Regions from separate parts of the Mus musculus genome. Here regions 1 and 2 are each linked to region 3. The links are chromatin loops, found by intact Hi-C in ENCODE. Cell type or tissue: left cerebral cortex. All regions are shown on one strand. Each heading gives the region's core, and the rest is flanking DNA. Links, peaks and the distances in the headings are about the cores only. Region 1 overlaps Gcfc2 (GC-rich sequence DNA binding factor 2). Region 2 holds the start of Gcfc2 (GC-rich sequence DNA binding factor 2). Region 3 has its middle 56 kb from the start of Mir7232.

Region 1 (10,220 bases), core at 1,896-6,895, 110 kb before region 3:
AATTATGTGATATTCAAATTTTGGTGTTGTTAAGCAAAGTTTATCCAAACACAGTTCATTTGCTTGCATACTGATAGCCTGTGAGTGTTTTGTGCTGTAGTGGCAGAGTGGAGTGGTTCAACAATATTATTTAGCTGCAAAGATTAATATAGACACATTTAAAGAACAGTACTCTGCTTACCTTTAGAGCTCCCCAGAACTGTCTTTCTTGGAACTTGGAGTGTGGTGACATTTTTCCTTCTTCAGAGCTAATGTGAGACCGGTGAGGAAGGAGGAAGAAATGGGGAGAGGGAGGGGAGGGAATACACAGGACCATTATTCTCTCAGAATAAAGCCTCAACAGTAGGACTCTTGTTTGTTTTTGTTTTGAATTCTGTGTACATTTGTATATCTCTGTGTGGTTTGTACACATGAGTGCAGTGGCTGCACAGGCTGGAAGAGGCCATGGGTGACCATGGAGTTGGAGTTACAGATGGCCGTGAGCTGTCCAACCGAGGTGCAGAGAATCAAACTCTAGTCCTCTGGGAGAGCACTGGACACTCTAAGCCACCCGTGATCTCTCCAGGTCCCTGTTATTTGTTTGTTTGAATTAAGCAACTAAACAGTCTCAATGAAAAATGAATCAAGGCACTCTGATGGTATCTACCAAGAATTACAAATGCATCCACAGTCAGCCAACAGTGGGTTTCTGCAAGTGAGTTTTGTAGATATGATTGCCTTTGCACAGTTTGCTTATAATCTTATTGCTAGTAAGAGATTACCACTCATGTGCTGGTCAGTTACAGGATACCAACATGCCAGTACTGGCTGGTTTTGTGTGTCAACTTAACATAAGCTAGAGGCAACAGAGAGGAAGGAACTTCAGTTGAAGAAATGCCTCCACGAGATCCAGCTGTAAGGTATTTTCTCAATAAGTGATTAGTGGAGAAAGGCCCAGCCCACTGTGGGTGGTGCTATCCCCTGGGCTGGTGGTCCTGGCTTTTATAAGTAAGCAGGTGGAGCAAGCCGGTATGCAGTATCCCTCCATGGCCTCTGCATCAGCTCCTGCCTCCAGGTTCCTGTCCTGACCTCCGTCGATGAGAAACAGAAATATGAAAGCTTAAGCCAAATAAACCCTTTCCTGCCTAAGTTACTTTTTAGTTATGGTGTTCTGTTGAAGCAATAGAAACCCTAACCAAGACAATGCCTATTGAGGAACTTTTAAAAAGTGAAGAAACTTACTTACATAAGGATATGAAATGACTTCAACTATCTACTAAGTGAAAAAGGTACAAAACTGCTTGTACCTGCTTATAATATACTTCACCTGCTATACACGGAGGGGGTGATAAGGTCACAGCAGAGATAAGATGAATGGCAAAAATCTACTACACTCAGAAGTCTAAGAGTAAATAAACCTCATTTTAGGGACCGGAGAAATAGTCCGATGGTTAAAAACACTTGCTGTTTCTGCAGAGGATGTAGATTTTAGTTCCAAGCACCCACACAGTGGCTCACAACTGCCTGTAGTTCCGTCTTCAGGGGAGCTAATGCTCTCTTCTGACCTCTGCAGGCACTCACATGCTACATATACATACACACAGGCAAATGCTCACAATATATAAATTAAAAGCAAACAACCCCCCCTTTTTTATTATTTTAAAGATATGCTTGATTTTAGTCAAAAGGCTCAGAAACGACTGCCTTAAATATAACTTAACCGCACTCCTATTCTGAACCATGAGAACATATTAGTTACCTAAAAGAGTACAGAACAAAACCTACTGGGACGTATTTTTATTCGTAGGATTCTTATCTCTTCCTGACTCAGATAATCAGGAAGCTCAAAGTCCTGTCCAAGCCCCCCAACTTCCACCCTGGGAGTACCATTGGGTGGCTACAGTTCGAGGACCGCCTGAGGTACACCAGGCTGTGTCTTACCCTACCCTACTATCCTCAAAAGAAAAGCTATCTCAAACAGTATAAACATGGAGAGCTCTTACCTCTTTGGGTATAGAGGAATAAAAATATCATCTTCTATTGACTTCTTCATTCTTGCAACAATAGATTTAAGTAAATCCTATTAAAAATGTGAAAAGCATCAGCAAGCCATAATTATAAATATAATAACTAAATCAAGTAATTTTAATAGTGCAAATCGGTCTGCAGTTAGAGCCAGACGTTTTAATACTGTGAGAACTTAGGAGATGCATGTGGTTGTCACTAGATCACTCACTGCTGTACTGCAGTTTGTTGCACGAATACTACTCATTAGACATTTGATGGTTTCCAATTAGAGGGTTCATTGTGCTTAATGAAGCTATAAAATACCTTGCAGAAGTCTCAGTGTGTGTAAGAGCAGTTAATAGGTATACACAAGGAAATGGAACTGCTGGAATACAACTCGTGACCTTGTATTCAACTTGTACAGAATCATAAACTAAGATGGTAGTATCTGATACTAGAAACCCGGTGGTTGGGAGATCATAGACCTAGGGGCAACCTCCCCACTATGGTTTAGCTAGCTGGTATCAAACTACAGCCTAGATATTTATGTTTATACCCATAGACACGTGATACTCACACTTAACCAGAGAAGCTTGTCTTTGCAGTAAACAATGATGAATGCAGATACTCACATGCTCAGCCCTAAATAGGACATTTCTACCACCCTCTTTAAGGAATGCCGTGGAAGAGAGAATGGGAAGGATGTAAGAGCAGAAGACAGGGAGAAGAGATATGAAATACTGTCTTCAGGTCATGGCACAGCCCTTGCAAACATGAGAATTGATCAGCAGAGGCTGCCCACACAAGACCGGGCCTGCCAAGAGCCAGTCATGGATTGGAGAGGCCACAGGGCCCTAGTCCTCCCTGAGGAACTACTGGCAACTGATGCATTCCAGGGAAAGGACAATTACTGCAGTCCATAGGCTACAATAGATAGTTCTAAATCCATGGGCATACACAGTCCTGGTTAGAATTAGATGGGCACAAGACAAAGCAAAACAGAATAAAACAAAAAGATGTGAACATAGAAAGGGACCTGTGGGAGGAGGAGGGGATGACAAGAGATGGGTGTATATGTGAAGGGGAGGGGAGAGTAAGCAATGTACTACATACACATGAAATGGTCAGAGGACGAATTTAATCAATAAGGAGTAAAACAAGAACAAAACCAAAGCAACAACAAAACCCAACAGTGGTGACCCATTGTAGTACTAGCTGTGTCTAAGGGGAGTCCAAACATGGTGGCACATGCGAGCAATCCCAGCACAAGGCAGGCAGATCTTGGTGGTTTAGTCCCATCTCAGTTTTCCTGAAGAGCAGGGTTTGTTTTTCTTTTTCCACTTAACCATAAGTACTATTTATCTCAAGAGACCTATATCAATTTTTAGAACATCAAGAACAAAACTCAAATTTTATTTTACCCCATCTTTTAAATTCTTTGAATTCTGACTTTCTAGGTAATATCTCCACGCAATAGAATCTGAGCATGCATACATTATTTTATTTACTTTTGTGGTACTGGAAATTGAACTCGGGTCTCTTGCATGCTAGGCAAGCACTCTGTCATTGAGCTAAACCCCAAGTCTGCAGATATCATTACCTGTTTATTTTTACTAACTTCATTTTCAGAAGCGAACTGTTCAAAAGCCACTCTGCAGTGCACTGTTAAACTTCTTGTCTGTGAGGTTGACAGGGGATCCCAAATGGTCTCTACAAAATCTGAAACACATTCAGTGGTTACACAAGTTACTAGATCACGCACAAATAACCAAGTCTTTAGCATATCCTATCCCACTCCATGGTAAGGTTAAATCCATGGCTCATCATGACACTATTTGCATGTGCTCCAATTTCTATCTTTACCATTTCCTCTGCACATACCCTCAATTATTCTTCCTTGGGTTTTGCTCCACCTGTCAGGTTAACCTACAACCCTCACTAGATTCACCTTCTCACTAACTCTTCCTGTAATATGCAGTTAAAATGTAGCTGTAAAGAAAGCTATACCAAACCAAATCCCCAAAATTCAAGTAAGCCTCCATGTTAGGCAGCAATTACTTCCCTGGCCTGCTTGCTTGCTGGTTGATTTTCCTGGTTCATTCTTTCAGTTGAAGGAACTCTCTCCTTCCTTCTTCTCCCTGTCCTCATGCTATGTATGCATGTTGACGTGTGTGTGTGTGTGTGTGTGTGTGTGTGTGTGTGTGTGTGTGTGTGTGTGTGTGAAGCTTGAGGCCAATGGCTGCAAGTCTGGCATGCCATCTTGCTATTGGGATCCTGTCTCCATGTTACAAACACTTGGCATTACATGCCAGCCACCATGCCTACCATGTTTTTATGTGGGTTCTGGGGATCCGGGCGCTGGTCCTCACTGTTGAGGGCAAGAGTTTTAAACACTGCACTATCTTCCAGCCCCAGCCCCCTAGTACTTTCTCCAGTACTGACCATTGTTTCCTTTCCTTTTAAAACAAAATAAAGTACTGCCTAGATGTCTACCTCCTAATCTTCTTCCTGTTTGTTCCTGGAATCCTCTCAATTTCCACAGAGTGGCAAGTGCATCTCTCAAGTCCCACAGGACATTTGTACAGTAAGCTCCAAAGGGTGATTTTAATCAACAACCACAACTAGGCCCCTTTCTCCCTGGAAATATTTTTTTTGACTTTGGGACATAATTTCTTTTGACTGTCCTCCTGGTATCCTCTCTAGTCTTGGCTGGTACTTGTCACTTCTGTGGCTTTTAAATGCTAAAAGGCCCTTAGGACTGAGATAATTTCTTTCTCATTCCTTCCTGCATTCACTTCCTTAATATTTCACATCGCTTTGTGGCATTCAGTACCACCCACACGCAGCTGCCTCCTGCCTGAACTCCTCTGACTGGTATACTCAACAACCATCTACCACCCCACTCAGTGACTGGCACAGCCACCAGAGCGCCACTCGCCACTTCCACTCTAAACTACCTCCTTCAGATTCCCAAGTCAGGAAAAGGCAACTGAGTCAAAACCCCAGAACCACTCTCATGTTCTCCCGCTCCCGTGCCCAACAATGGCTCCTTCAGCACACCCTGGGAGTGCTGTCTTCAGAACACAGAGAACCGACGCTCAATAGCCATGGGATGGTCGGCTCAAGAATGAGAGGTAAAAAGAAAATCATCAGAATGAATATTCATCTTCAAAGTTTAGTCAAGTTCAAAACTCATTTCTCTGGAATATGGTAAAAATATTCAAATACTACCACTACTGCTGTGGACAGCCAACAATTGTGCAAACAAGCATGTTCCAAGCAGGTCAATTTGAAATTTATTGCTCTTTAATACAGTATTTCCTTGTTATCTCCAAGCTTCTTTGTGATTATAACAGAATTAAGATTACCTGTAAGTCGAGGAACAACTGTTTTGTTGATGACAGCAGCCAAGATTTTTTTATCAGAACCATCTTCCTTCCCTATATCGTCCATGCTGCTCTCCATAAACTCTGTTATAGCTGTGAACCAGGGCATCTTGTCTAGACCTATGGAGTCCATCTATGAGATGAGATGATAAAAGTTATACATTCTTAAATGTGTGTATTTTGTAAGTTAACTTATTCCGAAATCCCTAGACTTTCCCTAAGGCTCAAAGAGAATAATCACATGTTTTAATACTATGTTTACCCCACTAGGCCACCAAGGTAAGGCAGGAAGCACGGCATCCCAGCATCGAGGCAGAATAACTAAGAACTGTGTTTCATGCATTCATCATACAACAAAAATGTGACAAAGGTCCACTATGTGCCAGGACATGCAGAGACCAGCAATGGCAGCACTCTGACAAGAGTGAAATAAGTGTTTGAGTTAGGCACTTGGAATTCACTGGTAAAATTCATTCATCTGCCTCAAGCAAAGTTGACTTCAGTCCTTTCACTTAGGAATAAATGTGTAATGTGCATGTGGCTTAGCTTGTTAGCCAATCAGCAAACAGCAAATGGCTGCTACTACTTCTAGAGGAATGATCCAGGATGGCTAACTCCAGGTGCTGCCCATGCATTCCCTAATAGTTCCAAAGAGATGACCTTGCTCTACTCTGGAAGGTGGTGTGGGCCTAGGAAGCCTGCAGACACATGGCTAAGACCAAGGAGGAGACGCTGACACGCTCGCTCCATCATTTACTCTGTAAGCTCATGCTCAGAGCTTTCCTCAGAGAGCTTCATTCATAGCATGCAGGATCCAGCTAGGTTTAGTGGCTTCCTAAAACATTACTTTCAAGTCCCTGAGATGACTCGGAGCGTACAGGCACTTGCTAGGTCTGATGACCTAAGATGGATCCTTGAGACTCATATAATGAAGAGAACCAACTCGCATATGCTGTCCTCTGACCTCTACATGTGTGCCATGCATGTGTACACACAGCCACACAGTATATATGTAATGAAACATTTTAAAAACTCCACATTACTACCAGGCTACCGGTAGTGATGCACACCTTTAATTCAGCACTCAGGAGGCAGAAGCAGGCAGAGCTCTTGAGTTTGAGGCCAGCCTGATTACAGAGTGAGTTCCAGGACAGGAAGGGCATACAGAGAAACCCTGTCTCAACAAACAAAACAAAACAAAACAAAACAAAACAAAAACAACGCCACATTACCATCCCTATATCACATTTCCTATTACTTCCATAAGTAAGCTCTCAGCCCTGAATCTAGGTTTGAAGGCCAGGGTGCTCACCCTGAACTGCCATTTTTTCCCCACTTTCAAGACAGTGTATCCCACAAATTCCCGCATGTCCCTAGGCCTCTCTTACAGCCCTCCTCCTCCGCAGTGTGCTGCTACCCAACTCTTTCCAGTTTGTCATCTCCAACTTCACAATCCTCAGAACAGGTTTTTAAGTCAAATTTAACCAAACTTAATACCACAAAATTCTGGGGAAATTTTCACAATTATAAGAATATTAAAAATGTGTTTGAATTACTGATGTTTGGTCCTGCTATGCCTTAAGAATCGAGCAAGATGGCTGGGGATGTAGCTCAATGGTTTGATGATTGTTTAGCACACAAGAAGGCCCTAGATTTTACTCCAACTTTTCTCTGTCTGTCCCTGTCTCTGTCTACCCCCCCACCCCCCAATCATGTAATCATCCCAAGTAATACAGTTTAGCGTACATTTCTGGACAGTTGTTCCAAGGCTCTAAATTTTATCTACAACTTTAAGGGTAAATGGTTTTGTTTTTGCTTTTTAATGATGTTCATTCTTGCGGGGGTGGGGGGGGTGGGGGGGAAGGGAGTGGAAGGGCATGGCATGTGTAGAGGCCAAAGGATTGTATCACATGGGTTTCAGAGTCCAAAGTCAGGCCATAGCCCTTGGCAGCTAGCACCTTTATATGCTGAGCCATGCTGCCAGGCTAAGGTTGTGATAGTTTAGACCTAACCTGACAGCAAGGGCACAAAAGCAGTTGACATGACCAGGACAGTCACATGTGAAACACTGATACCTTAAGAGGATTCCAGTCAAGCAACTGAACTCGTATCAGGGGACTTAAAAGCTTTGGTAAGCAGAAACCAACGAAGGCTTCATAGTAGGAATCAGGAAACTTTTCTCGCCACTGCTGAAATTTCAATAAAATATTCTGGACGTTACAAAAATCATCATGCACATCTTCAAAAACTTTCTTACAATCCTGTAAAATGTCACCTGCAAACAAAGTAAGTCTCTTTATGTTATGCATTTTAAGCCTGTTTCCTTACCAACAGTCACGAGTTGCTACCTAACCAACTGGGCTGGAAACTTTTGTTATTTCATATATTCATTTTATTTAAAAAGTCACTTTAATACCAAAAGTGATAATATCAACAGTAATAAATCCTACTGTGTATTGAGTTCCTGTATATATGCCAAAATACCATACACTTCTTGCTGCCTCTGGACAGGCAGTGCTGTGAGCTCTGCTCCCAGGGCGCATTGTTGCTGCCTGCTGGGTTACAGTGGGCACTGTGGCTGCGTTGCTTTCCTTAGATGGCATCATCTGTAACTTGCACAACTAAGTCAGTGAACTACTTTAAAAGGCACTTTATTATAATGAACTCAAAGTAAAAGCATCACAAAGCTGATTAAATTAAACCCTCAAACCAGACATTTGTCAACTTCCCAACTGTGCATCTCAGTGAACTCTCCAGTCAGCATGGAGGCCTGAAGCCTCTTGGGTGTCTGTACTTTCACTAACTGGCAAGTACGTTTTGTTTCTCAAGGTTTTTTCCAAGGTTTTCTTTTTTTCTTTTTTCTTTTTTTTTGGTAAGGTTTATTAGAGGTGTGGATGCCCCTGCTGGGTGGACGGGGCAGCAAATCTTATGCAGAAAATGTTTACATCTTTCTTGTATTTCCCTGTCTTAGTAATATGGATTTAAAGGCAGCCACAACAAAGCCTTCCTCACTATTTCAACATCTCAAAATAGGTTAGAATCTTGGCAATTGACCTTGGCACTTGTGGAAGTTAGTCATCTCTGCAGGAGACAGCTCATCATCACTAGACATCCCTTCCTGATGGTCACAGCTGCCCGAGAGCTCCCTGGCCTGTCTTCTCTGCATCCTGTGTTGTGCAACAAAGTAAAGTAAGGCAACAATGTTAGTATTTTACAATGGAACACATCATGTACTGACAGCATTTTATGTAACTATTCTTGGACACTGCTTCTTTAGCCGCTTTGGTTCTAATGTTCAGCTTAGACCATTCTCTGAATATAAAGATTTCCTACTTCTATAAAGAGAGTACACTTGTTACAAGTGATTTCTAGTTCAAAGCAATTCTCTAACAAAGGCCACCTCACCAATTCCACCTGAGCTCCAGTTTGTTTCTGAGCTGGAGGCCAGATGAACTAACTCAGCTTTGGTCTTACATCATTCTTGAAAACTGGGATGCCAGGCTGGGTGATTATCACATAGCTAATTCTACTGAAAGAGTAGTAAGTCCGTGCTCAGTGTGTTAAGTCTGCACTTTATACAGATACCTCCGAGCTTCAATCTCTTCTAAAATCCGTTGATCCTTTTCATCCACAGCCAAGCTTCCATTTGCCGATGTCTCATCTTTGCCTGTTAATTCACAAAATTAGCTTTGTACTACAGTCTCAAAACGGTGAATCACTAAAGCTACAGGTAACTTCATGAAGTGTGTGTGTGTCTGTGTCTGTGTATAAGAACAAGTAATGTGCTCAAAATGTACATTTTGTTATGCCATACAATGCAATGTCCATTAACTCTCAGTGTTCAGTCATCACGGCTGTTGGCCTAAGCACATGAACCGTCCTGGTGTATGCCGTTTACCATAGCAGGTGTCTTTTCTAGCAGATTACCCCAATTTCCCCCATAGTCATTATACTAGAGATAGTTATACTGCGTACATCTTATTTATACCATGTCCCGTTTTATTTCAGCACACTCTACTCTTTACAACTGACCAAATGTGGGTGGGAGCTTGACAGCCACTTCACTCTTCCTTGTCAGCCACACGGGACCTCATTCCCTAAGCACCCAAGCTAAGACACGAGTGCAGCAGCAGTAGTGTGGCGTGAGGAAGCTGAGAGGTCACTCCTTACCAACTCTGCTGAGGCTCACCCATCTGTGCAGTCCTTCAACTACAGAGCTCGACTGCTGGGGAGTTATGTCCAACCACTCTCTGTTCACTGAATGGCATATAAATACTCTGTGTCAAGGAGCCTGGGCGATGGCTCAGCAGTTAAGAGCAGTAGTTGTCTTCCCAGATGACCAGGGTTCAGTTCCAAGTACCTACATGGCTGCTAAGTGTCTAGAGATTGCCAGTCCCAGGGGAACTTACACCATTTGGACGTCTGAACACTCCTGCACTCATATAATGCACTTACATCTACTCAGGCACACACACGTACCTAGAAAAATACACTTAAAAAAATTGTCTCAAATGCTTAAGTGACTGGAGAGTCTCATATTTATTTTTAACCTTAAACAAGGTATACTGAAACTCCTCCTTCAAATGCCAGGTGCGGGGTAAAGGATTAATGTGAAATATAGAAAAAGCTTTTGTACTGGCTAGTTCTGTGTCAAACTGAAACAAGCTAGAGTCATCAGAGAAGAGAGAGCCTCAACTGAGAATTTCCATGTCTCCAGAAGGTCTGTCTGTATGCAAGCCTGTAGGGCATTTTCTTAAATCATGATTCATGGGGAGCACCCAGGCCATTGTGGGTGGGGCCATCCCTGGGTCAGTCCACGGTTCTATTAGAAAGCAGGCTAAGCACGTC
Region 2 (10,220 bases), core at 1,817-6,816, 83 kb before region 3:
GACAAGCAATCATCTAATAAGCTGAGATCAACTGTGATCTCTTTTGTAAGAAGAACCTCTGCCACAGGGAACATCTCAAGGCAGACAGCCTATCACTGGTTAATTCTCACAGCCAAACACATAACAAATACATTCTTCATACACACACACACACACACGGCTTTGTGCTTGGGTGACAGCCATGTGCCATCATACCTAGCCCTGCCATCTTTAAATAGCACATCTGCTATCTCGATGGTGTATTTGGAGGAATGACAACTCTTTACCGTGGAACTGTCCTGTACTCTGAAGGGAATTTACCACCCACATGCCAACTCTACTCTCTGTGATTATTAGAAATTATGCCACACATTGTTCCCGACTGGCTTCTCCTCAGGAGAGCAGAGCTACCTGCGCTTCAGAACCCTCACACTGTCCCTCACACTGTCCCTCACACTGTCCATCCTCAGAAGCAGTGCTGAGTACTGCAGCCACTAGTCATATCGCACCATATCAACTTAGGTAAAGACTCGGCTCAACAGCTTCTTGCGGCAGTGGCTACTGTACTCATGGTGAAGATATAGACATTCTTCTACCATAACAAAAGTTCTACTGGACAGTGCCGCACCCAGAATTCACCCCAGACTATGTCTGCTTATTACGAAGCTCAATTTTTAAAAAGATCTAATTCACTATTTGCAATTATGAATGTGCATTTGTGCATGTGAGGGGCTGGTGCCTGAGGAGGCCGGAAGCACCAGACTCTGCAGGAGCTGGAGTTCTGAGTGGTTGTGCGCAGGCCGACATGGGTGCTGGGAACTGAGCTACTTTTCTCAAAGGGCTCTTACATGTCACTAGCCTGAAAAAATAAAAATAAAAAAGAGTCTCTACAGAAGGAAACAAGTTATGAACACCTGATTACATTTAAAAGGCCGGAGGAATATTTCTGACTTCATGGGCTATAGAGTAAGGCCCAGGATAACTTCTCCACTTTGCCATCGTAATGCCAAAGCAGACTTAGGTAACTAATATCTGAAAGAGCTTTAATGAGCATTGGGTTAGATTTGGCCCAGAGGTGGTTATGCGCTTAGCTAACAACTGAACTAAGCAATCTTTCTTTAAAAAAGCCTCTTCGAGTCATTATGAGTTACATATGTTATATTGTCCTCCTTCAGGTTTTAGACACGCTACATGTGACATCAGCAACAATCTCAGGATAAATTCTTACCAGCTTCTAGGTGGGAGGGGGAACTACCCAGCAAGCACAGGGGCTCAGAACACACTGCGGAGCAGACTCCCTGATCTGAGCCTTGTCTGGGCTACTTCTAAGCTGTCTGATCTCAGTTATATCATGTAATAAATAATGATATAACTATCTGTTGCATACTTTTTACTGCTTTATCAACAATTAAAATGACTGGTGTATACTGTGCTGATGCGAGAGCTTTTTCATGCCATCCATCACAGGCTCAGGAGGCAGAGGGTGAGTCTGAGGCCAGTTTAGGCTACAGGATGAAACCCAGACCAGCCTGGGGTACAAAGTGAGACCTTGTGGCAAAAAAAGGAAGGAAGCTAGTTAAGTTAGTTATATAAAATTACAAAAATTACCAACCTATGGGTGAAACGTCTCTTTCTTCCAGAGAGCAAGAGCTATCAGAGGACGGACTCCGATCACCCTTACTTCCTGTCAAGGTATGTGTTCCTTCCTCTTCATCCGTTGAGAGCTCAGCTGTTCTGCATTCTAAGAGGATACCGATGGAAGCAAGAAAGAGTCAAAATATTTGAATCAATAACCAAAATAAACATGTTCATAAGATGTCCTCTTAATTCCAGACTACATGAAGCTCAAAAAGATTGGTGCAAATAAACATTTAAAGGAGAGTCTGAGAGGTGAATCAGAGGTCAAGAACACACACTGTCCTTGCAGAAGACATGAGTCTGGTTCCCAGCATCTGTGTCAGGCAATTCACAGCTACCTGAAACTCCAGCTCCTGGGGATCTGACACATCTGGTCTCTGTGGTCACTGTACTCACACATGGACATACACAAAAATGAAAATACATCTCTAAAACACAGAATAAAATATGGAAAAAAATAAAGCCACCGCTCACGTCTTAGCTACTGCTGTGAGAGACAACCTCTGCCTCCAACCAAGGCAAAGCACGGTCTCCAGTTATCCTTCACAGCCCTCGGGGTCTCGTGAGGTGATGTGTGCACTCAAAACCACTTTGATTGTAACAGACACACGTTACTTGTTCTTTTCTCTGGGTTGACATTGTAGTAAGGTACAAGTGTGGTGGGTAAAAGCGCTCGCCTCAGCACAAAGGCAGTGACATCAGCTCGTACACAGTCATTGTATTCTTCACCACACACCAAGAAAGGGAAAAGAAAGCCATTTTCATTCACGTTTGTTGATGAAGCAATGCAAATTATTAATTTTGTAAAACTTTGAGCCGAGTACCACTATCTTAAGGATAGTGGTAACAAAAGAAAAATAATCTATAGAAACCTGGGCTATTTGGGACCTCTATTTTTAAGAGTTACAAAGAGAGTTCAAAGGCCAAAGAAATTTGAGAACCACTGATCTAGGAGGGAAGAGAAGTACTTACTTAACTCAAGGTAAACAGATGACCGGCATACTTTGTTACAAATACAAAAAAGATCAATCAAACTTTAGATGAACCGGGCCCCTGACATTGACTAAGAAATCAGTAAGATCCCAAGCCTTGAAGTCATTATTTTAAGTGCTATACGCTGGGCACAGAAAGACAGATATGTTAAGCTCTCATTAATATGTAGAATCCAAACAATTTGAAGGAAATCACAGACACTGAATAGAATGGTGGTTAATATGAGCCAATGTGGGAATGTATGTTGGCAAAGGTTACAAAATTTTACAAGAATAAGTTTAGTGTATCTATTGTACAACACAGTGATCTTCCTACACTGTGTGTGTCTGCTGCCTGACAGGGTTAGGGGAGGAGTTCCAATGTCCCAGAGTTACAGACGGTCCTGAACCACCAAGTTGGTGCTAGACACTGAACTCGGGTCCTCTAAGAGTAACCAGTGCTCTTAACTGCTGACTGGCTTCGCCAGCCCTCAAATGACTTGGTATTTGATCACATGAATGGAACGGTCCTTAGTGTCACCAATCTCAGTCACAGCACCTCGTTTTACATTATTTTTAATCTACTTTTTGTTGTTGTTGCAGATGACTGATTTTAAAAATGACAACGTTCCAAACCCTGTCCTTATTCTTTTAGTCACTGTCTGGTGTTCTTAGAAAACTGTTAGACAAGCTCCCAAAGGCTCACACGACTTTCATCCACATTTAACAGCTAACAGCACGAGGAGTCGTTCAGGACCTCTCTGAGGATTTGGGTTCAGTGTGTGCACACCAATGGCTGTATGCTCTAGTCGGTGCGGGTCACCTGAGGATGCAAACTGCAAAGTGCCACCAAGATCTATGGGAGGCTTCGGGCAACCCCGGCATTGAGCAATGCGGGTGCAGACGGCCATAGAGGCCTCTGGATCTGAGCAACGGAGCCCTTTCCACCCCTCGGTCACCTGCTCCGCCGTCCCCGCGGGGAGCAGCTCCCGGGCTGCGGCGGGAACTCGCCCAGACCCGACCTCGGCCCCGGGCGCTGCGGGCCCCGCGCGGCCGCTCCGCTCCCTCTGTTCGGCCGCCGGCAGACGCCGGCTCCTCCGCACTCTGCTCCTTCGCGCCGTCGCTATCGCTATCGCTATCGCTGGACTCGACCTGGCGCCGCCTGAAAGTCCTCTGGGGCCTGAGAGCCATGTTCCAAGTAGGATTGGCGCGTCTCCTTAAGGCTAGGTGTCCGGCGCCTGCGCAGTCGCGCGTCTCGAGATGCGCATGCGTGTTTGTGAGAGCTCCGCCTGGTGCAGCAGGGTTCGGTACCCAATGGTCTGAATTGGCCGAGCTGAGCTGCCTTTTTAGTGGGACAGATAATAACTGGCCAAACATTCTCGCAGTTTATGTTCGAAGCCCGGGAGATTACCTGCACATCTCACCCAGAACAGACAGAAGTGGAGGGATAAACAATGAAATTAAGCATAAATGATAAGAGCATAAATGACCTGAGGCCTGTGGCTGAGATTTCTCCACTGCATTCTGTTCACTTAAGGTTTCCACAAATGTATTTAAAATGCTTTGGCTTATAACTCCATTCTCTCTCTCCTCTCTCTCTCTCTCTCTCTCTCTCTCTCTCTCTCTCTCATATGCTCTCTCTCTCTCCTTTCTTCTTTCAAACTAACACTTCCCACATTGACCATGGAATTCGCAAAGGCAGAAATCTGTTTATAGGCCATGGGCACATATTTGGCTCCAAAATTGTATTCCCTTTGGGGTAAGAACTACGTTGGGTCCCAGGCAATCTAGAGAGAGTGAAACCTTGGTCTCTCAGAGCTGTGATGAGAGTTTGCAGTTGCTTCCATAAGCATCAGGTTCCATGCCTGCAACCTTTGGGCTCCAGGCTTTAACACCTGCAGCACACCTCACCCCGTCTCCAGCGTACTATTCCTTTATTGTTTCCTTATTTGTTGGTTGGTTTTCAAGAAGACTTCAGTTACCATCAAAACATTTCATGTGACTACATAAAGTTGGGTGCATACAGCTACCAAATACTGTTGTTGGGACTAGAATCAGAAACATTTAACACAGGCTCGTGGCATTGAAAACCTGGTCCCCAGATTGTGGCACTGTGGGACAGTTGTAGAACCTTTGGGACTATGGGTTAATTCGCAAAAATGGCTCTCCAGAGGCAGGCCTTGCAGGTGATGGATACATCTCCCTCTGGCCAGAGCTCTCAGCTTCCTGGTTGGCCAAGGTGTGGAGTTACTGATTGACAATGTTCGGCCACTGCTGACCAAGCCATTGGCCTTGCCAATCCGACCATGATGGAGGGAGGGTGCCGACAGAACTGTGAGTCAAGTAAACCCCTCCTCACTTAAGATGCTTCTGCCAGGTTCTTTGTCATGGTGACATGAGAAAAATAACCAAGATAGTTTTCTTTTCACCCTATTTAGTTTAATTCTTTTTACATATATTTAGTGTGTGTATGTGTGTGTGTGTGTGTGTGTGTGAGAGAGAGAGAGAGAGAGAGAGAGAGAGAGAGAGAGAGAGAGAGAGAAAGAATATGGCTAAGATAAGAAGACAGCTATTTGGAATCAGCTCTTTCCTTCCACTGTGTAAGCTGGTCACTAGGCCAAACAAGTATCTTTACCAGCCAAGCTATCTTACCAACCCTTTTATTTATTGATTTATTTATTTAATTCTATTTTTTTAACCTACTTATAAATTTACATTATTTGCTCACAATTGTTATACCCATAAGACTATAACAAGTATAGCTGAGTGTTTTCCTTCCAAAGTCATACATACTATGCATGCCTATTTTAATTTGGAAATATTATTTATTCTGTAATATTTGTATATATTTCTCCAACAAAGCTCCTTTAAAATTAATATTAAATATTAAAATATATATATTGAGACAGGGTTTCTCTATATAGCCCTGGCTGTCCTGGAACTCACTCTGTAGACCAGGCTGGCCTTGAACTCAGAAATCTGCCTGCCTCTTAAGTATATATTTTTTAAAGAACTAAAATTGTTATACCAAAATTTAGATTGTTTGGATTTTGATCCTTTGTGATCTTAGACTTGAGAGGCCTTATCTTTGGAGATTTTCTACATTAAACTTAGGCATTCAAGAGTGTGTCAGTCGGACTTCTGTTGCTGTTACAAACCTTGTGAATGAGGAAGTTTCATTGCTATTATTGGCTGCCTAGACAGACAAAGAGATCAGAATTCCTCTCTGAATGGCTGGGAAATGATTCAAGTTAGATGGGAAAGGAGAATGGGATTAACATTTTTCTCCTCTTCTATCTTTTCTTTCCTTTCTATCTTCTTTGTTTGGGGGGAGTATCAATTAGCCCAGGCTGTTCTTAAACTTGCTATGCAAACAAGGCTGACCTTGAACTCGTGAATGTTTGTCTTACAGGCCTATGCCATCACACCCAACTTCTTCCTGTCTGTGTTGAGGTAAGGACAGCATCTGAGCAGGGCTTGGCACTGGCTGCTAATACCTCAGGAGAGGTGTCACCTCCAACTAGGATGGATTTGCTTTAAGATAGGGTCTAATTATGTAGCCCAGGCTTGCCTCCAAGTCATGGTACTGTTCCTACTTCAGTTTCTCAAGTGCCAGGACTACAGGTGTGAGCCTGCATACCCACCAAGCTCAAGTTGTTTAACTGCCCTGAGCTCCAGCGACATCAGAGGAACAAATTAAATACCCTTTAGCTCTAAAATATGAAGCCATAGGATGTTTGTTCCTCCCTGACCCCTGAGTATTCTATCTCCATGATGACCACGAGGCTTGTGATACTGCGAAAATTCCCCATTCATCTCAGAAAAGATCAAATCAGAGGACAGAGAGACCAACTGAGACCAGCCGAGGAAGGTTCTTTCCTAGTCCTGTAGCTCATGGTTACCAGGGCCACCGTTAGCTATGACCCAAATACCCCAGAGGCAGCTGCTTTTCTGTAATCTCCCCTAAAACAGCTCCCTAATGTGCTGACTCATGGCGAGAAGAGCTGGACACATAAAGGTGGCAGGGGCCGCACTGCAGCTGTCCCCCAGCTACTGTTTGTCCCCAGGATGCTCTCTGATTAGAAAATGCTTTTTCCATGCAGACAGTCACTGCTTCAAGGCACCACTACCACTTAGAACCTCGAAGCATGAACTGGACCAATGTCACAGAAGCTAAGCTGGTGTGAAGGCACCTCAGGCACACAGGAAGCAGGCACTTCATAAAGGAAGAGGCTGCAGGAGGTGCTTGCAATCAGCCCTTTTGTTTACCATGTGTAACTTTAATTTTTCCAAACCTTACTTTTAATGATGATTCCTAAACACTTTAACCTCCCTTGTAGCCCACCACCCACCAGAGGTAGTGGGAAAGAAAGGATATGGGGGAAGTGGACCTGTTTAGAATGGAACAATTCCCATCTGTGTTGTCTGCAAATCGGCAGTTCAGTTCACAGGTTAGCAGGCAGCAGCAGCTTGATCCACTCAAAAACACTTCACAGATACACCAGCAGTCCCGTTCAGGAGAATCAGATAAGCAACAACGGTGACGTGACCTAGCAGGGACAGTCAAGCCTCAGCTTCTGCTTCAGTCAGCGGGAGGGACGGGCAGGAACACCAGGAGTAGTTCTTGGCTGTGCCCCTCTTAGGGAAGCAGAGATCATCGAAGACTTGAGACCCATACTTGTTGCACAGCTAACTGTACCAGCAAGCCAATCTCTGTCTCCGTCACTCCATGGAGTCCTATTTATTTATACCCTCCAAATAATCATGTGTCCTCCACGTGCCTTGCCTCAGCACCGGTCTTGCCTCAGCTCGAGCATCCAATCAGCCTGAGTCCCTTGAAGACCTGACAAATGCAGCCCAATTATGCAATGCAAGGCAGACCCGTACATGTGTTCTTATTTGTACTTGCTTTAGCAGAGCATCCTCTCTCCTGTGTCTGCTTCAGTGAAACGTTCCTTCATGAGTCTGCCTTAGTCTTTCACCTGTGTCCCCTTCAGAAAAACACTCCTTCATGTGTTTGCCCCAGCAAAACACCTTCCAACACAACTGACTCTCCAAAGAACCCTTAAAGTTTTCACTTCAACCATGTTTATGTGATTCCTGATCAGACCATTCATTCAAGAGGGCAACATAAGTGTTAACTTTTATCGTAGACGGAAATAACATCCTAGCTTATTAGATGACATGCTATGTAACAAAATCAGCATACAGGGGTTGTGAACTCCTTGCTTTTTATCCTGTCTGAGTATAAGCTCCACTAGAATATCAGCATCTTCTTCTGGCCTCTGGCACATTCTCAGCGTGCCAGCCCCACACACAAATGAACATCCATGACACAGATCTAACATACACATATATACATCACACACACACACACACACACTGATTTAGGTGTGTGGGGTACAACTCATTTTAAATCTGTGACAGTCACTCTGCAGTGCAGAATAGTGAGGTTGTAGTCCAGAAGTAGGGGAAATGTAGGTATGATTAGGGAATGGAAATATCAGTTTTTGAATACGATTATTGTTTTTTATATTATACCAAAAGAGAGCCTCATGTGATGCAGGCCGATCCATACTTTCTAGGTACCTTAGGATGATCCCATACCCCTTATCCCCCGCCTCCACCTTCAAAGTAATGGGTTATATGCTAACACCACCAAAACAGATTTAGAAAGCACTGAGGATTGAACCCAAAACCTAGTAATTGAAAGGCAAGCAGTCTCCCATCCGAGCCACAAGCCCAGCCCCAGGCTTCTTATTTAAGATGCTCACTAAAGGCCAGAGACTCTCAGCCTAGAGGTGAAACCACGATGTCCTTGGCAGCTATGGCAGTGGACCAGGGACCTGTCACTTGCACTGAGCCCTCTTCATGGTCCCAGTCTTTCCTCATATATATTTGCACATATTTTTTAATAGTCTCCTGTGAAATATTCCTCCATTAAAAAAAAGAGAATCAGATGATATTCAATAATGAAGGTCACTTACTTACCTCCTTACTGATTTGTTAATCTGAAGAAGTCTGGCTATGTGGTCCATGTTGGGTTAAAACTAGTGATCCTCCTGCAGCAGCCTCTTGTGTCCTGACATTACAGATGTAACCTTGGCCAGGCTCAGAAAAGGTCTTTAAAACTGGGTACCTGAACACTGTGGAAAACACAGATTTTTAATGGTGTAGTCTCTATTTCAACATCCTGGTACCTACAGATTATTGTATCCCAATATAGGTTGATGACTTTTAAATGGATCTGTCAGAAAAGTCTTTCTCATGTAGGTGTGGTTCACAAGACTGAACAAATGAAATTCAATGAATAAGTAAACATTAAAATAAGAATATATATATATAATAAGAATATAATGAGAATATATATATATATATATATATATATATATATATATATATATATTTGCAAGAGCTGTCACCTCATGAGACCTTAATTTTAGTGCTGGGAACAATGTGAAGCACACCAAAACTTTCATAAATATAAATTTGTATACATTACTGTTCTAGCATACAAAATCAGCCCCCAGACCCCATGATCCTAATCTCCCATGGGTCTCACTTCTCCCTATCCCTAGATCTCTCATATCTTATGGGGCGTGGCTCTGGTTCCTTTCTCTATGTTGCTTGCTTTTCTCTGCCCCCCCCCCCCCAAAAATGGTGTGGTGTGGAGGAAAGTGTCAGAATCTCATTGTTCCAAGGCTCACCTGACCTTTGACATCTGATCAGCTAAACCCCCTATCACTATCATGGACACAACCCAAGAGAAGAAACCACTTCCTGAGGGGAGGTGGAGAAAACTCTACTTTCTAGGCAAAATTCTAGAATTGTTTTATTCTTCTTTTTTGTTTGTTTGTTTTTGTTTTTGTTTTGTTTTGTTTTGTTTTGTTTGTTTTTTGAGACAGGGTTTCTCTGTATAGCCCTGGCTGTCCTGGAACTCACTTTGTAGACCAGGCTGGCCTCAAACTCAGAAATCTGCCTGCCTCTGCCTCCCGAGTGCTGGGATTAAAGGCCTTCGAGTGTATCTGACATGACTTTTCCCTTGGCACTCAGACTGCTGACTGAAACTTAGTAACTGACAGAGAACAAAGTAACATTTGTGAAGCAGACAATGCACCAGGCACTTTGTTATTACTTCCTTTTCCAGTAATGCTGGGGATTGAACCCCGGGTCTCACCAGCATCCCACTTATTTCATCCTCTTAACGACCCTGTAAAGTAAGTATTCTTATTATGCCACAGGTCAGATGAGAGACCCAGGAAGGGTCAGCAGCCTCACAGACATGAAGTCACGGGGTGACAGAGCTGCCGGCCAAGCCTACTTCCAATGCCCACTGCTTCCTGCATCCATGAGTGTTGAACTCTGAGAAGGTGAGCGACAAGGTTGATCTTCAGGAGGATGAGAAAGGACTGTAATTCACATCAGTTCTATGACCCAGTTATAAATATGACGTAGAGTTCTTCTTCTCAGAGCTGTGCTTTGTGTATGCGGACTGAGCCCTCTACATGGGCAGAACAATATTTCCTTCGAGCCACAAGTTGCTACTTTAAAAGTCTAATTCTGAAATGAGGAAAAAGCAGGCTTAGTCAAGCACCCCCATATTTCCTCTCGCCCTCCCTTATACATTGATTC
Region 3 (10,220 bases), core at 1,766-6,765:
AAGGAAACCATCATTTGAGTGAAGAGGCAGCCTACAAAATAGTAAGAACTGAGAGGCCAAACCTACTTCATCTTGGGCCCGGCCTTCATCTTAAAAACAAAACAAAACAAAACAAAACAAAACAAAACAAAACAAAACAAAACAAAAACAGCCTGAGAACTTGACCTGCAGCTAAACCCAAGCTGCACCCAAGTACCAGGAAGGACCCAAGGCTGGTTCTTGGCCCATACCCCAGAGTTACTCACTAGCTACATCCTAACAACAGTTAAATCAAAGATTAGTCTGATTGTTTCAGAAGTAATTTCAGACCGTTTTTGATTGTTCATGTTTCAGAACATCTACCTGTTGGCTTACAATAGTCATTTTATTAGATACTTTGCAGACTGGAAGACTCCCCTTGACCCCAACACTTACTCCCAATCCCTATAAACCTTGTCCTGCTGAGGGTTCAAGGCTGGTCTGCCTTCCCATCCTTCTGTGTCAGGGTTGGGTTGGAGGAGAACCAAAGCTCGAGTTTGTAATAAAGAGACCCTAATGCAATTACATCAGAAATGGTTCCTTGGTAACCTTTTGGGGTTCACAAACATGTTGTGGCACAACAGAATAAACAACTTTACCAAAACTTTGTCCATCTAAAAGAGGGATAATATCTAGAATATACAAAGAACTAAAAACTCTAGACACCAAAAAAAAAAATACCAATTTAAAAATGAGGCATGTATCTAAACAAAGAATTTGTAAAGTGTGGAACACAAATGGCTGAGAAATGCTTGAAACTGTCCAACATCCTTAGCTATCAGGATAATACAAATTAGAACTGCTTTTATACTTCATCTTACCCCAGGTAAGATGGCCAAGATTAATCAAACAAATGAGAGTAGATTCTGGTGAGGCTTCAGAGAAAGGGGAACCAGTATTCATTGCTGCTGAGAGCAAAACTGGTACAGCCACTATGAAAATCAGTGTGGATGTCCCTCAGGAAGCTGAAAACCAGCTTACCACAAAACCCAACTATACTGTAACTCTTGGTTACTCAAAGCACTCTACCTCTTTTGACAGAGACACTTGCCCATCCATGTTCATTGCTGCTCTGTTCATACTAAACAGGAATTGGAAACAGCCTAGATGCCCACCAACTGATGAATGGATAATGAAAAATATAGAGCTTTTATACAATGGAATATCATTCAGTTGTCAAACTATAAATAGATCTCGAATAATCATCCTGAGTGAGGTGGCTTAGACCTGGAAAGCAAATCTTGCATGTTTTTTTTTCCATGTTGTTTTTATGCCTTTTATGCTTTATTTAGAATACCTACAATGACCCTCAGAGTTGGCTCACGTCACCCCCAAAACAAGTTCTCAACACATAGGAGATTTATTTGCCCCAGAGGGACAAAGGACAGGGAATGAGAGACAAGGATGGGAGAAAAAGGATGAAGGAGAAGTGCCACGCTCTCCAGTCGAGTCAGCTTGACAGGTGGAGGCTTGGAAGCTGCTCGTGAGGAAAAAAGTTTCAAGGAAGCTCTCCTCCTGGAGTCTGGCATTCTCTCTAACCCATACATTAATTTTCCATTCCCGCATTAGTCTAGTGTATGGATCCATGTGCTCTCTATTAGTATTACCCTATTATAAGTGCCTTTTAAGATTGAATTCTGACATAGCTAAAGCCTCCCCCAGTGTTCCAAGATCCCAGAAAACCCTGTGAGAAAGCAGCAAGGAAGTTTAACCTATTCAGTAACTAATTAAGCATTACAATGGACGAAGCCAGTGGCTCAACTGGTCTGCAGAAAGAGCCTGGGAATCTCACTGAGATAGAAATCTTTAGTACAGGCTACATTCCATACCTAAAGCAAGCTGGTATACTCTCCTGACAAATGGAGATTCTCCAGATAAGATAAGAATTAGCAAGACCTAGAAATTTAGGGGTCTGTGACATTACATTATTCTTGAGGCCTGCCAAGAGTAAAACCCCCTGGTGCTATTAACACTAAAGTGTGAAATTCTTGCCTGTCACTAGGCTGATCCTAGGCAGGACTGCTAATCTCTATTGTAAACATTTACTTGGTTCCTGCAATTCCTTTCGAAGTCATTCCTTTGTATCTGGTAAACTTCAATGTACCTTGCCTGATGTGACTTGCAACCCCTGATATTCTCTGTACTATAAAAAAAAAAAAGTGCTCGACCTGACAATACATTCAAATTCAACACAACCTCTCCTGTGTGCATCTGTTTGTCAATTCATCCGAAGCTTTGCCCACCTGCCCGAGAGACCCGTTCCACGAAGACACAGGGACCCAGAGGGTCTGTGGCAGAGAAGGGGGGAGGGGACAAGGAAGAGGGGCAGGGATATTTGTTCTGAAGGTGGGGTGACAAAGGACTGCCTCTGGATAGAGAGAGGACAGACATGGCCATAGAAAATGACAGTTGCTGGACTTCAGTACTTGACCAAGGTCAAGCTACCCAAGTATTGAAGTCCAGCAATCAAAATCCCCTTTTGACTTACCAAATTAACATTCCCAATGAAAAGTAATCACCTCATCCTAACACTGGTTTTGGTTCCTGTAACTCTGCTTCTGGCTAACTGTTCTTGCTAACTGAGCCATGTCAACCCAGAATGTGATTTTGTGCTTAAAAGTTCCCCCTGAGAAAGGCACAGGGTGGTCTGAAACACACACCATGGTAGCCATCTGGCTAATAAAGACTTTTTATTGACTTAAACCATTTCTGAGTAGCCTTCTCTTGTGAATGCCCCCACAACATCCTAACCTCCATGGGTATTGAAGGGACTCTGGCCAGCCCAAGTGTGGTAAACACGGATATAACAGGCTTTGTCCTTCTGCCCCATTCTCTTTGCCTTGCTAAAAAGCATTACATGACATTCCTAAAGCTAGCCACCAAGGTTCGTTCTTTTACTTGGCCAGTTACTCCTCCTGGAGGCAAAGGGATAAACCAGTTCTAGCTGGAGCTTGGGGAAGGAAGTCTCTCTGTGGAGGTCTGAGGGAAGCACTCGCGTCAGGTAGATGCTATTGTCATGGGCAAGGGTGACCCCAACAAGCCGTGCAGCAAAATGTCCTCATAGCCTTCTTCATGCAGACCTGCCTGGAGGAGCACAAGAAGAAGCATCCAGACTCATCGGCCAGCTTGGCCGAGTTCTCCAAGAAGTGATCCGAGAGATGGAACACTATGTCTGCAAAGGAAAAGTCGAAGTTTGAAGATTTGGCCAAGAGCGACAAAGCACGTTATGACAGGGAGATGAAGAACTATGTTCCTTCCAAAGGTGATAAGAAAGGAAAGAAAAAAGATCCAAATGCTCCGAAGAGACCACCATCTGCCTTCTTCCTGTTTTGCTCTGAAAATCGCCCAGAGATTAAAATTGATCACCCTGGCTTGTCTATTGGAGATACTTCGAAGAAACTGGGTGTGATGTGGTCTGAACAATCTGCCAAAGATAAACAACCATATGAGCAGAAAGCAGCTAAACCAAAGGAGAAGTATGAAAAGGATATTGCTGCATTCCGTGCCAAGGGCAAAAGTGAAGCAGGAAAGAAGGGTTCTGATAGGCCAACAGGCTCAAAGAAGAAGAAGGAACCAGAAGATGAAGAAGAAGAGGAAGAAGAAGAAGAGGAAGATGAAGAGGAGGAAGATGAAGAGGAGGAAGACGAAGAGGAGGAAGATGAAGAGGGGGAAGATGAAGAGGGGGAAGATGAGGATGAAGAATAAATGGCTGTCCTAAAGTGTGGAGTATATGTGCTCAGGCAATTATTTTGCTAAGGATGTGAAATATAAGTGCAGCTCAATATTAGCTTCAGTATAAAAACTGTACAGATTTTTGTATAGCTGATGAATTTCTTTGTAGAAAAAATATTTTTTAAAAAGAGTAGGGGCTACAACGTACAGTTAGATTTAAAGCTTTTGATGTTGAATGTTTCTAAATATTTAATGGTTTCTTTAATGTCAGGGTAGCAAAAAATTCATAGGAATTTGTATTATCAGTAAAAAGAATTTTTTTAGGATGTTGCATTTTTGTTTTTGTTTTTTTTTTAATTTGTAATAAAATAATGTATATTAAAAATAAAATAAAAAGAGGAGCAGGCACTGATAGTGATTTAACACCTGCCAGCACTGTTAGACAGTAGAGGTAAGTGGAACACCCTCTCTCTCTCTCTCTCTCTCTCTCTCTCTCTCTCTCTGTGTGTGTGTGTGTGAATGTAGAGTGCAACTATGTATGTGTGTGTGCAGATCCACATGTATACATATGTAACACCAAGACACTGGGTGTCCTCTATTACGCTTTGCCTATTTGTTTGTGGGAAGATCTCTTCTGAAACTTGAAACTCAGGTTTTTATCTGCTAAGCTAGAAGCCAGCAAGCCTCAGAGAGCCTCTGGTCTCCACCCCACTAGCTTCTGCCCTCTACGCTGCACTGCGCTCCTTTTGCTTGTTCAGCAGCAAGTGCTCATAAGCACTGAGTTACCACTAGGCCTGGGAGAGAGGGCCCGTCTCGGTCTTTGCCTCTCTGAGGTGTTTTGTATTTATTTATTTTTGACAGTTTTATACATGCTTGCAAGGAATGTATTTAGAGCATGTCCACCTCCCATTCGCTTCCTTCTCCCCTCTGGATGCCACCCGACCATGTCCTCCTTTCACTTCAAACAAAACAAAACAAAACAAAACAAAACAGAGAGGAGATGAAAGCGTTGGGGGGATGTGCTGGGAGTAGGGTGGGTAGGCGGAGAAAGCTTGGGTGGATACCTTCGAGATACTCTGCAATCTCCTTCCCAGAAGGACTTTCTGTTCAGCGTGTGTAGTTAGCTAGGGACCATGGTTGCTGAGCTCCCTCTAGTGAGAAATGTACTCCTTACAGAAAGATCACTGCTATGCATCCTGGGCAGTACTTCTTTCTCTCTTAGGAGCCATTGGCTATGTTTTTTTTTTTCCTTTTTAACATTTTTATTTTTTAAAAAATTGTGTGTGTGTGTGTGTGCACATGTGGAGGGGGTCAGGACAACTTGTGGGAATCCGTTTTCTCCTTCTACCACATGTGTGTGGGGCTTGGTAGGTCATGTATCTATGAAGTTTATGCTTGAGAATATAGTCAAGTACCCCCCTTATAAAGAAGTCTCCCATCATGGTGTTTTCTGTACATTTATTGCGCACACAGCCATATACTGTGATACTTAGCATCTGTCATCTCAGGAGATACTCAGCCTCACAGAAACCTGGGAAGGTGGCCTGTATCCTCGAGTTACTAATGAGTAACCAGAAATGGAGGGGAAGAGGGCCAAATCTCAGAGTTAGAGCCAGCATAGCAAGTAATACATCACGTGCAACCTTAAGGAGGGGAGAGTGAAGCCCACAGAGCAGGGGCAAATGCTGCATCCCTAGGCAACCCCTTGCTTTTGATTTACTATCTTGCATCTCTGCTTTAAAGATTCATTTTTAAGTGTGTTGGTGGTTGTGAGCTGCCCTAAAGCCACCCTAAGTGGGTGTTTGGAGGTTCTTCTGCAATGCCCATGAAGGCCAGAGGAGGACGTTGACTCTCCTGGAATTGGAGTTAGAGATAGTTGTGACCTGCCCAATGCTGTGGACACTGAACTTGGGATCCTCTGCAAGAAGAGCAAGCAGGCTTACCCACGAGCCATCTCTCCAGCTCTCAAGAAATCGTCAGGGTGATTTCTTGCAAGGACTTGTGTGAAATTAACTGTAAAGTGCTAATTGACCACAACCTGGTTATGGTTAAACCATAACCGTTAGCATGGCGATTTGGTGAGAGGAACAATGTATGCTCATAATACTAAGTCCAGAGTGACAGTGAATGACTTTTGTTTTGAATTCTGTCACTGAGTTCTAGAGTTTTCCTCTTGTTATAAAGAAACATTTTTCTAAGGAACCCAGGACTTTTACAGTATGTCCATGGGGGAACACCATCTGGGAGATTTTATTTTTCTTACTATGAAAAATGACATTCACATGGGGAAATGAACAAAACCAAAGTACACAGTCAAACACTTGCCACAGAGCAGATCCATCTATGACGACTGTCCAGGTCATGAAACAGAGCTGTTAGCACCCAGCCTGGACTTATTTCGAGCTCCCTGCTCCCACATCAAACATTCTGGATTTTATAGTAATCACTTCCTATTTTCTGACTACATTTTTACTACCTAAGTGTGCACCTTCGACACTATGGTTACAGAAATGGAACCATTTCTGGTTTCGCCTGACATGCTAGTGTTGACTCTACATTGTTCTGTATGACTGCCGTCCATCGTTGCTGCTGGGTGCTATCTCATTGTGTGACTATGCCAAGTTTGTCTCTCCCAGGGCTGTCAACATTGTCAGTCTCGGTTTTATTTTATATTATAAGCAAACTTTATTTTATATGTATTTTATATTGAAGAAATGTATTGTATAAATTATATTATACAATTTATTTTATATTATAAACAAATTTTATATCTTAAACAAATATTTTATAATATTCCAGTGCCTTTCTCTTGGGTTTTCTGCACACAATTCCGTTGAATATAAACATAGATGTAAAAATACCGTACCAGAGGGTATGCCAAATATTGGTGGAAATGACAGCATTTGAAGTGGTAGTCACCCACAGTCACACAGTCAACAGTGCACTGCTTCCATAGTCCTTATTCTCATCTCTCATTGTCACTTGTCTTAGTTTTAGTCGTTTGGATAAATGTCTGTGTGCTTTGTATGGGTGCATACACCACAGTGCTTGAATGGTACAGGACAACTTTCGGGAATTGGTTAATGCTTATCCACAGACATTGAAAATTGGTGCTGATCTAATCCCATCATTTAAAGGATTAGTTTTCGTGACATTAATTAACGAATGCATTTGTTTGTGTGTTTATGTGTACATGTAAGTGTGCATGCATGGACACGTGCCAGGAAACCCACGTTGATGGCAGAGGACAGCTCGTGGGAGCTGGGTTCTCCTTCCACCATGTGGGTTCTAGGGACTGAAGTTAGTTCATCAGGGTTGGCGATAAGCTGCTTTTTTTCTTGAGCCATCTAGCCAGCCCGAATTCTATCTTTTTTTTATTTTTTATTTTTTTTTTGTTTTTTTTGTTTGTTTTTTGTTTTGTTTTTGTTTTTGTTTTTGTTTTTTTTTTCGAGACAGGGTTTCTCTGTATAGCCCTGGCTGTCCTGGAACTCACTCTGTAGACCAGGTTGGCCTCGAACTCAGAAATCCGCCTGCCTCTGCCTCCCGAGTGCTGGGATTAAAGGTGTGCACCACCACGCCCGGCTTATTTTTTTTTATTAGGTATTTATTTCATTTACATTTCCAAAGATATCCCAAAAGTCCCCCACACGCACCCCCACCCACTCCCCTACCCACCCACTCCCACTTCTTGGCCCTGGCGTTCCCCTGTACAGAGGCATATAAAGTTTGCACGACCAATGGGACTCTGTTTCCACTGATGGCAGACTAGGCCATCTTCTGATACATATGCAGCTAGAGACATGAGCTCTGTGGGGTACTGGGTAGTTCATATTGTTGTTCCACCTATAGGGTTACAGATCCCGTTAGCTCCTTGGGTACTTTCTGTAGCTCCTCCACTGGGGTCCCTGTGATCCATCCAATAGCTGACTGTGAGCATCCACTTCTGTGTTTGCTAGGCCCCGGCATAGTCTCACAAGAGACAGCTATATCTGGGTCCTTTCAGCAAAATCTTGCTAGTGTATGCAATGGTGTCAGCGTTTGGAGGCTGATTATGGGATGGATCCCCAGGCATGGCAGTCTCTAGATGGTCCATCCTTTCGTCTCAGCTCCAAACTGTGTCTCTGTAACTCCTTCCATGGGTATTTTGTTCCCAATTCTAAGAAGGAGCAAAGTGTCCACACTTTGGTCTTTGTTCTTGAGTTTCATGTGTTTAGCAAATTGTATGAATTCTATCATTTTAAGCTTTATTATCTGGTATCCTTTGTTGACAGTTTTTTTGCTCTTGGCCTTTGTTTGCTTGTTTTAAATAGGGTAGAACCTAAGGGTGAAGGCTCCATGTAGACATCAGCTTCACTTCTCCACGTTCAATAAGTTGTGTGGGTGTTGTTCTCAACAATGGGGCCCAGCTTTCAGTTTTTACAGAACAACTTTTTCTCTTAGCATGCTTCCCCCCCTCCCCCATAACCCACAACTCAGTTGAATACAATCCAATCCCCCCTCTTGAAGCTTTGCTTGGCTACAAGAGATGCTCAGTTGAGGACAACTTTCAGTTTCATCTAGAAACATACACACATTGAAATCCAGGATAGCTAAACCAGTCAGAACAATAACATAACTGCTGGAGATATCACTTGACTTCAAGTGTACTACAGACCTATAGTACCTGCATATAGTGACCTCCATGATATTGTCATAAAAGCTGACAAGTTGATTAATGAAATCAAATTGAAGACCCAGACATAAACCCACACACTTTTGGACCACTGATTTTTGATAAAGAAGCCAAAAACACAGTGGGAAGAAAAGGCAGCAGTAAGTGGTGCTAGTCAAACTGGATGGCTGAATATAGAAGAATCCAAATTGGTCCAGATTTATCACTGTTCACAAAACCCAAGTCCAAGTGGATCAATGGCCTCAACATAAAAACACTGAATCTGATAAAAGAGAAAGTGGGGAATGCCCTTGAACATGATTGCACAGGAAAAGTCTTTATGAATAGAATACCATTGGTACAGGCATTAAGATAAAAGTGGCCTCATGAAACTGAAAATCTTCTGCGTGCAAAGGTCACCAACATTAATAAAAAGTGGCATCCTGAGACTACCCGGGCCTGACCTGGGGCACAAGCCCCTCCCGCTCCACTCGAGCCCTGGGCTTCCTTGCCAGAGGAGTTGCCTGACACCCGCAAGGGCCCACACAGGATTCCCCACGGGATCCTACGACCTCTGGTGAGTGGAACACAGTGCTGGCCCCAATCCAATCGCGCGGAACCTGAGACTGCGGTACATAGGGAAGCAGACTACCCGGGCCTGACCTGGGGCACAAGCCCCTTCCGCTCCACTCGAGCCCCATGCTACCTTGCCAGCGGAGTCGCCTGACACCCGCAAGGGCCCACACAGGATTCCACAAGGGATCCTAAGACCTCTAGTGAGTGGAACACAACTTCTGCCAGGAGTCCGGTTCAAACACCAGATATCTGGGTACCTTCCCTGCAAGAAGAGAGCTTGCCTGCAGAGAATACTCTACCCACTGAAACTAAGGAGAGTGCTACCCTCCCAGGTCTGCTTATAGAGGCTAACAGAGTCACCTGAAGAACAAGCTCTTAACAGAGACAACTATAACAGCTAGCTTCAGAGATTACCAGATGGCGAAAGGCAAACGTAAGAATCCTACTAACAGAAATCAAGACCACTCACCATCATCAGAACGCAGCACTTCCACCCCACCTAGTCCTGGGCACCCCAACACAACCGAAAATCTAGACCCAGATTTAAAAACATTTTTCAAGATGATGATAGAGGACATCAAGAAGGACTTTCATAAGTCACTTAAAGAATTACAGGAGATCACTGCTAAAGAGTTACAGGCCCTTAAAGAAAAGCAGGAAAACACAGCCAAACAGGTAGAAGTCCTTAAAGAAAAACAGGAAAACACATCCAAACAGGTAATGGAAATGAACAAATCCATACTAGAACTAAAAAGGGAAGTAGACACAGTAAAGAAAACCCAAAGCGAGGCAACGCTGGAGATAGAGACCCTAGGAAAGAGATCTGGAACCATAGATGCGAGCATCAGCAACAGAATACAAGAAATGAAAGAGAGAATCTCAGGTGCAGAAGATTCCATAGAGAACATCGACACAACAGTCAAAGAAACTACAAAATGCAAAAGGATCCTAACTCAAAACATCCAGGAAATCCAGGACACAATGAGAAGACCAAACCTATGGATAATAGGAATTGATGAGAATGAAGATTTTCAACTTAAAGGGCCAGCTAATATCTTCAACAAAATAATAGAAGAAAACTTCCCAAACATAAAGAAAGAGATGCCCATGATCATACAAGAAGCCTACAGAACTCCAAATAGACTGGACCAGAAAAGAAATTCCTCCCGACACATAATAATCAGAACAACAAATGCACTAAATAAAGATAGAATATTAAAAGCAGTAAGGGAGAAAGGTCAAGTAACATATAAAGGAAGGCCTATCAGAATTACACCAGACTTTTCACCAGAGACTATGAAAG

What was found. Peaks named below come from ENCODE experiments on the same cell type or tissue, not always from the same donor. Only the 100,000 strongest peaks of a DNase experiment are listed, where the experiment ranks them.
Region 1: a loop joins it to region 3, with 4 times the contacts of the local background. A loop is called at or near these places in 4 of 42 quality-filtered maps.
Region 2: it touches region 3 in a loop (7-fold over the local background); 6 of 42 quality-filtered maps call a loop at or near these places.

Annotation. Positions count from the first base shown.
Region 1 is chr6:81,941,748-81,951,967 of GRCm38, reverse strand. It overlaps Gcfc2 (GC-rich sequence DNA binding factor 2), which reads right to left. Exons shown (of 17, transcript NM_177884.3): 8 at 8,958-9,039; 9 at 8,427-8,539; 10 at 7,448-7,647; 11 at 5,355-5,505; 12 at 3,587-3,705; 13 at 1,983-2,059; 14 at 182-248. Among named protein-coding and RNA genes, the nearest start is that of Mrpl19, 19 kb to the left of the region's middle. In left cerebral cortex, for the core only: no CTCF peak of the experiment used is centred there; a DNase peak (open chromatin) is centred at 4,865.
Region 2 is chr6:81,917,266-81,927,485 of GRCm38, reverse strand. Gcfc2 (GC-rich sequence DNA binding factor 2) reads right to left here and starts at 3,817. Exons shown (of 17, transcript NM_177884.3): 1 at 3,548-3,817; 2 at 1,592-1,720. The coding sequence starts at 3,779. In left cerebral cortex, for the core only: no CTCF peak of the experiment used is centred there; DNase peaks (open chromatin) are centred at 3,050, 3,449 and 3,837; H3K4me3 peaks cover 1,298 bases; H3K27ac peaks cover 764 bases.
Region 3 is chr6:81,834,177-81,844,396 of GRCm38, reverse strand. It overlaps the pseudogene Gm4874. Among named protein-coding and RNA genes, the nearest start is that of Mir7232, 56 kb to the left of the region's middle. In left cerebral cortex, for the core only: a CTCF peak has its summit at 4,841 (motif pointing left); a DNase peak (open chromatin) is centred at 4,809; H3K4me3 peaks cover 450 bases.